Linked DNA regions of Mus musculus: region 1 is linked to region 2. The links are chromatin loops, found by intact Hi-C in ENCODE. Cell type or tissue: left cerebral cortex. All regions are shown on one strand. Region 1 holds the start of Gm41099. Region 2 has its middle 47 kb from the start of Ube2e1.

Region 1 (4,000 bases), 660 kb after region 2:
AAACCTCCCCTTTAATCCCAGCAGCAGGGAGGCAGAGGGAGGAGGATTTCTGAGTTGGAGGCCAGCCTGGTGTACAGAGTGAGTCCCAGGACAGCCAGGCCTGGCTACACTGAGAAACCCTGTCTGTAATTAAAAGGCAGGAGGGATTTCCACGGCCACAGATGGCAGAGAAGAAACCCCAGACCCTGCTGATGGGAGCAGAGGCTCAGAAGCTGAAGCAGAAGCAGGGGACTCGCTGGAGGCCAGGGACCCCCCACGTGTAGCAGACAGACAGACACATGGAGAGAAAGCTCTGCCATTCTGCTGCAGCAGCAGCCACAGGAACTACCCCCCCCCCCCCCCACTGTCTATGGTAGAGAGCAGCCTGAGCAGGGATGGAGGAGCAAACAAAGAAGAGAGAGTGTCTCTCTGTGGCCTCTGCTTCAGTCCTGACTCAGCCTCCCTCCCTCGCCTGACTGTGACCTGGAATCACGTGAGGCTGAGAAACTGTTCTCAGTGTTTGTTTATCGTAGCCACAAAACACAAACAGCAACAGAAAGCAGACACTCAGTGAGGAAGTGAGCCCTTGCTTGGCATGTTTAAAAATCATCTCACTGGGAATTTTGTAGTTCACAGATTCATTCTGCACCCTTGAGGTTTCGCCTGCACGGATGTAAAAGTGCACTGCACACACACAGGTCTCCTAGAGGCCAGAGGAGGGCATCTAACAGCCTGGGGACTGGAGTTACCCACAGTCATGAGCTGCTGCCACGTAGGGCCTGGGGATCAGACCATGGTGCGAGTGGGCAAGTGCTCCTTGCAGTGAGCCGTGACCTCCCCAGTCCTCCTCCTCGCGTCCAGAGCATGCGTGTCCCCCTCAGGACGGGTTCTCATGTGTCTCAGATGTGTTTTTTTTTTTTTAAATATAAGATTTATTCATCTATCTTGCACCTATGTGAGCTCACTATAGCTGCATAGGGTGTGAGCCTGTGTGGGGTCTCTGGGAATTGAGTGACAAGACCTCTGAGCGCTCCAGTCCCGCCCCAGACATTTAGAGTTTTTTTGGTGTGTCAGGGTTTTGCTGTTTTTTTTTTAAGAGTAGTGGTTAGTGCTCTTGGGTATTTTTATTTAAAATGCTAGGGTTTTATTTTTGGGGTTTAAGAGTTTTAGTGTCACCAGGCAGGGGTGGCACATGCCTTTCATCCCAGCAGCACTTGGGACAAGGCAGAGGCAGTGGATCTCTGAGTTCGAGGCCAGCCTGGGCTACAGAGTGAGCTCCCACATGAAAAGCACACAAAACTTTTTTATTTTATATAAAAATCACGGCCGCCTGCCCGTGTCTCTGTAGACGCGGATCTCTCCGCGGGGGTGGGGGGCGGTTTCAGTCTCTGGGGTCCCCGGGTGGCCTGGCGAGTGGATGTTGTCCTTCCCTGGCAGTCGCAGTTCCCCACTTGCGGGAACCACACACACGGCGGGCAGGCGGGCAGGCAGGCGGGTGGGCAACTCACGGCCATCTGTGAGGGGAGGAGAGGGCGCCCTCTGCTGGCCTGTGGGTGTTATAGCGGCGGTAGGGCGTTCCCTGCCTTTTCCCGGGACCCCACAGGTGGACGGGGATGCTGACAGCTGAGATGCGGGAGACCAGAATGGGGTCTCACCTGAGTGAGCATGAGGCGGGGACATGCCCGCGATGGGCAGAGGGGGACGTTTTATTTTATGACTATTTTTATAGATTATAATACGTGACACGGGGAAACTGAGGCAGGGGCGTGACCGCGAGTCACAAATCTGAGGCGGGGACTGAGCGTGCACTGCGTGTGAGGCGGGAGGATGCCCACAGATGGCTGGACACGGTGAGGCACGGGGATGACAGGGGCACGGGGATGCCCGCGAGCTACGGGAGGCTATGAGGCAGAGGGAGGGCGGGAACGGAGAGGGAAAAGCAGAGGGAACACAGGGCTGACAGCAGCAGTGGGTGATGGGCGGGGCCAGCGGCGGCTGCAGGCAGCGGCAGCGGCACCGCCCCCTCAGAGTGATGTAGATCTGGGAGTGAAAACACCATTCTTGCTTCCTTTTGAAGAGGTTGCTCAGAACTGTAGGGCTGCCCTTTGCTCTTCGGAGCCTGATGCCTTCTTGAGTTGCCTGGAATGTGGGCAGTGAGCTGGCACAAGGGCAGCATGCCTCTTGGTGGTCTTTCAGGCTTGCACCAGGTTTGTTTCTGTCCTCATCTTCCATTTGTAAGAACCAAGGCTATACAGCCCAGTCTCCACTTCTGGGATTAAGGCAGCTGCTCTTTGACCTTTGTGTGCAATAGCAAAAATGATACAGGTTACATGTATATCCAGCCCTTGTTTTGAGTATTTGCTGAGCAGTCTGATTCCTTTTGAGAAACAGCCACCTCACAAACCAGCCTGAACACTTGGGCTTTCGTGTTGGCGTCTGTAGAGTTTCTTTCTCTCTCACTCATGTGGGGATGGGGGCTTGGAGTGTATGAAAGTACTCAAATTTGTGACCAACTCAGCTTCCTGCACTGTGGCCTACAGTTGTCCCTGTATAAAACTGTGCCAACGCGTTTGCTGTCACGTGCCTATGGTCGCCTCTACGAAGTAGAACTTCTTTACTGGCTCCGGAGGCCAGTCTACAGCATGTATATCTGGACCTTTGGGGTGAACATGACTGAGGCTGCAGTGGAGGACCTGCACCACTACCGCAACCTCAGTGAGTTCTTCCGGCGTAAGCTGAAGCCTCAGGCACGGCCTGTCTGTGGCTTGCACTGTGTGGTAAGGCCTGGCGCACTGTAGTACATGGTATCTGAGGGAGGCACACTGTAGAGCATGGTGTCTGTGAGGCACACTGTAGAACATGTTATCTGAGGGAGGCACATGTTAGAGCATGGTATCTGAGGTAGATACACTGTAGAGAATGGTATCTGAGGGAGACACATTGTAGAACATGGTATCTGAGGGAGGTACACTGTAGAACATGGTATCTGACTGAGGCACACTGTAGAGCATGGTTTGTGTGAGGCACACTGTAGAACATGTTATCTGAGGGAGACACACTGTAGAGCATGATATCTGAAGGAGGCATACTGTAGACCATGGTATCTGATGGAGGCACACTGTAGAACATGGTATCTTAGGGAGGCACACTGTAGAACATGGTGTCTGAGGGAGGCACACTGTAGAACATTGTATCTGAGGGACACACACTGTAGAACATGTTATCTGATGGAGGAACAATGTAGAACATGGTATCTAATGGAGCACACAGTAGAACAAGTTATATGAGGGAGGCACACTATAGAGCCTGATGTCTGTGGAGTCACACTGTAGAACATGTTATCTCAGGGAATCACACTGTACAGCATGGTATCTGAGGGAGGCACACTTTAAGCAAGGTATATAATTGACTCTAACTGTAGAGCATGAATATCTGAGGGAGTCACATGGTAGAACATGTTATCTGAGGGAGGCACAATGTAGAACATGGTATCTGAGGGAGGCACACTGTAGAACATGGTATATGATTGACACACACAGTACAGTATGGTATATGAGGGAAGCCATTATAGAACATGTTATCTGAGGGAGGCACACAGTAGAACATGATATTTGACAAACGCACACTGTAGAGCATTGTGTCTGTGAGGCACTTTGTAGAACATGTTATTTGAGGGAGACACAGTGTAGAGCATGGTATCTGAGGGAAGCACACTGCAGAACATAGTATTTGAGATAGGCACACTGTAGAGCATGGTATCTGATGGAGGCACACAGTAGAACATATTATATGAGGGAGGCACAGTGTAGAGCATGGTATCCATGGATTCACACTGTAGAGCATGTTATGTGAGGGAGGCACACTGTAGAACATGGTATCTAAGGGATGCAAATGTAGAACATAGTATCTGAGGGAGGCACACTATAGAGGATTTTGTCTAGGTATAGTGGAACATGTCTATAGTCTATGTGTGGTGCTTCATGTCTATAGTCTAGGTGTAGTGGGACAAATCTATAGTCTA
Region 2 (4,000 bases):
AGCTTCAGGGTGCCAGGTGAGAAACCACGGAGCAAGTGTGCAGGGTAGTCTGGGTCAGTGTTAAGGATGCCTGCTGGCTTTACACACATGCCAAGTGGACACAGTGTGTCCTAATGCCACTGCAACAGGGTGTCCAGCTGAGAAGCCAATGGCTGACATCTAGGTTTAAGCTGAGCTCACTCAGCAGTCTGTCTTCTGAGTGGAGCTGATCTTTCAAGAGCCGAGCAGGCCAAAGGAGTCATTTTCTTGCCAAGCAGTAGTCAGGCCACAATTCATCTCCTTGGAGCAGTCCTAGTTCCAACTCACAAATGTTTCCTTGGGTCTAGCTATGGCATCCAGCATCTGCCATTGTTATGGTTGGTTTTCATGTCAATTTGCTACAAATTAGCACCTCCTAAGTAGGGACCCTCATCTGAAGCATTGTCCCGATTGCCTTGATTGATGGGGAAAGCCCACCCCAATTGCAGGCCCAGACAACATGTCTATGTCAGAGGGAAGTTGTCTCACCTTCACTTGGTCTTCCTTCTTGCTGCTGAGTTGACTTGCCAATTCTTTCACTGGCAGGACCAGTATTTCCAAGCTTTCATTGTGGAACAGAGAGCAGTGGCTCTCTAGGAACTTTCTGGTCTCCCAGTGCCAGATTGTGAATGCTGAGGTCCCCTGACTTGTGTACTGAGTGACCACTGGTTATAGTCCTCTAGTAAGAGACAGCTATTCTGGGTCTACTCTGGCTGTTGAAGGTATGTGTGTGTGTGTGTGTGTGTGTGTGTGTGTGTGTGTATGTGTGTGTATGTGTGTGTATGTGTGTGTGTATGTGTGGTGTGTGTGTATGTGTGTGTGCATATGTGTGAGTGTATGTGTGAGTGTCTGTCTGTGTATGTGTGTTAGTGTTTATATCTCTGGGTGTGTATATGTGTGTCTCTGTATGTGTGTCTGTATATGTCTGTATATGTGTTTGTGAGTGTGTTTGTGCCTGTGTGTGAGTGTATGTGTGTGTCTGTATATGTGTGTGTGAGTATTTGTGTCTCTCATATACATGTATGTACCTCTGTGTGTGTTTGTATATGTATGTATATGTGTATGGGAATGTGTGTTTTCATCTTCTTGGTTCTGTTTATTTTAGCTCAGTGGTTCTCAACTTTTCTAATGCTATGGCCTTTTAATACAGTTCTTTATATCATGGTTACCCCCCACCATAAAGTTTTTTTTATGGCTATTTCATAACTGTAATTTTGCTCTGAGCAGTGTCTCAGTTCCTAAGACCATTGGCAATAATGTGTTTTTTGATGGTTGTGACCCACAGCTTGAGAACCACTCTTCTAGAGACTCCTGACTGAATCAGCTCCTTTCTTCTGAAATTGAGGGTTTTGGGGACAGACAAGATAAATGCCTCACCATCCTCTATGGGGCCATTAGCAACCTGTTTTGCATTTTTAAACAGTAAATTCTAGAACCTCACTGATATTCCAATTCCTGTTACTTGTTTTAAAGCAGATTTCCAATTAATGGCTTGATTGGTACTTCCTGACTTTGGCCTGGGACAGTAAGAGCGATGTGATCTTCATAGAGCTGCTGGGGCTAAGCCGTGTGGAAGCACCTCCAAGGGGAGTTAGTCCTCTGTCTGCCTTTGCTGTTCTTTGCTTTTTGAGACAGGTCACACTCTGCACCCCAGGCTGGCCTCTAACTTGCAGTACTAAGATTAGGGGTGTGACCCCCACAGCTGCTCATCAGTTCAGTCTTCCTCGCCAGGAGGCAGGGAACTGACTTGAGTGGGACTGAGCAATGCCTGTGAGTGCCACTGGGTGCCACTAGTGGAGTGTGCTGGGGTCTAATTATTTTGAGTATTTTTGACTGTAATTTTGACTCTAAGCAGACACACACACGGGGGCGGGGAGGGAGAGACAGAGCGGGGGGCAAGGAGTAGAGAAAGAGTTATTATCGAAGGATAAAAGATAGGCGTACATATGAGGGCACTAAGGGACAGAGGCTCTCACTCACACGTTGGGAAGAGAAGTGTGCACAGCCCTGGCAGGTCTGGTCCGGGGCTCACTCTTGCTTGATTGGTGGTTGTGGACTTCCTGATTTTGGTACCAGCTGACCTCCAGTTAGCTAGCACAAAGCTTTTAAAGAGGAGCCACCTGAGAGAAGAACCAGAATTGTATTACTATTATTCTGGTTTTAGGGTGGGAGGTAAGGTCCTAGATGAGCCTGGACCTCAGTATGTAGCTCAGACAGGCCTTAAACTCAACACACTAAGTCCTGGGATTACAGTGCGAGGAACTGAAGCTTTAAACAGGAAAAAAAATGTAGCTGGGCATTTTATCCTGGAATAAAAAGACACAGAATTTTGAACATAATCTTCTAACAAGATTTAGAATATAAATCAGGTATGGCAGCATGTGCCTTAAATCCCAGTACTCAGAAAGCAGAGGCAGGTGAATTTCTGAGTTCAAGTCTAGTTCCAGGCTAGCTAGTAATATGCGTAGTGAGACATTATTTCAAAAGAACAAAACAGAAAAATAGATAATAATCTTAGCTATAGGTTAATTTGAAGAACAAAGAATGGGAAACATTTTGTCCTGTTTTCTATTAAAGTTGTATCTTATCCATCAGGCACAATGGCATATGCCTACAGATGAGGGCTACTTTAAGGCACTGCAGAAGGAGAATCAGGGGTTCTAAGCCAGTCTGGACATAGCCTTCACTTTGCCTTTGACCTTATTTCTTTCTCACTTTTGACTTTCATTTCATGTATTAAAAAGTCATTCCTCCTCACAAATACTTGAGGGCCTTATCAAAATGGAAAGGCTGTTTCTGGCTTCTGCCTACAAAGTTTGCTTTTGTCATTGTTGCTGTTAGGTTTGTTTTTTATATTTTCTATAGGTGGCCTCTGTCTAAGGTCAGTGAAGGAATGTGGCAGCCACAGCCACAGCTACACAGCAGTAGCACAGATATACTCACCCATAAGAGGCTCGAGCAAGCAGACAAAAAGAAAAGGTTTCATATATATATATATATATATATATATATATATACACACATATATAGTACATATATATGTGTGTGTGTGTGTGTTTGTAGTATATATATATATATATATATATATATATATATATATATATAGACTACAACTGGAAGGTGCAGCCACATTTGGGGTGAATCTTCCTGCTTCAATAAATCTGGTCAAGAAAGTCTTTACAAGTGTGCTTGGTAACTCCTCTTTTAGCTGACACCAAATTCAGTACAAATTGGGAGACTCCTGGACCCTTGTGACTAAAGGTGATGAGAAATGAGGCATTTACATGGGCTCAGGAGTTTTCCCAAAAAGGTTAAGAGTCACTGTATAGTGTAGGATCCTGGCTGACTGTAAGGTGGGAACAGCATATCAATGGACAGAACCCAGCATCGTATCCACAGTATTGCTGCCTCAATCTTGTCAAGGGAAACTGAGTCATACCATGATGGAATGGCATTCTACTCTGTAGTCACCAAAAGCATCAAGGACATTAAAAATCCAGCAACCCCCCCCCCACACACACAAAAAAAAAAAAAAAAAGAAAAGAAAAGAAAAGAAGGAAAGAAAGAAAGAGCAAGCAAGTGAGCAAGCTGTTTCGAGCTGTTTCGGCTGAAGGAGCATGAAGAGAAGACAAATAGGACTCACGCTGCCCAGTTCTGTCACGGTTGAGTGGAGCCTGTGGGCTGTGGTATATGCTAACTTGCTACTGTACTCATACTAACTTTTGAAATGGCCATATTGTACATATTAACCTCCTTTGAAGGAAATGTGTTGTAGAACTTTCAGGCATCGTTTTGGTCTGTAGCTCTCAAATGATTCTGGAACAAAGCACTCTGGGGATGTTCCCTGCAAATTTCCTGTATGAGATTCCTGTTATTTAAATTTCTTTTTTGTATTTTAAAAATTTTAATTATTATTTTACATATTCACTTTACATCCTGCTCATTGTCCCCCTCCTGGTCACCCTTTCCTAGTCACCCCTTC

Evidence for each region. A loop is a pair of places that touch in the nucleus more often than their neighbours do. Peaks named below come from ENCODE experiments on the same cell type or tissue, not always from the same donor. Only the 100,000 strongest peaks of a DNase experiment are listed, where the experiment ranks them.
Region 1: a loop joins it to region 2, with 3 times the contacts of the local background. A loop is called at or near these places in 2 of 42 quality-filtered maps.

Annotation. Positions count from the first base shown.
Region 1 is chr14:19,040,661-19,044,660 of GRCm38, forward strand. Gm41099 reads left to right here and starts at 1,556. Exons shown (of 3, transcript XM_011244853.1): 1 at 1,556-1,829. The coding sequence starts at 1,807. In left cerebral cortex, a CTCF peak has its summit at 1,536 (motif pointing left); DNase peaks (open chromatin) are centred at 1,519 and 1,960; H3K4me3 peaks cover 1,005 bases.
Region 2 is chr14:18,376,350-18,380,349 of GRCm38, forward strand. No RefSeq gene overlaps it. Among named protein-coding and RNA genes, the nearest start is that of Ube2e1, 47 kb to the left of the region's middle. In left cerebral cortex, a CTCF peak has its summit at 1,796; a DNase peak (open chromatin) is centred at 1,786.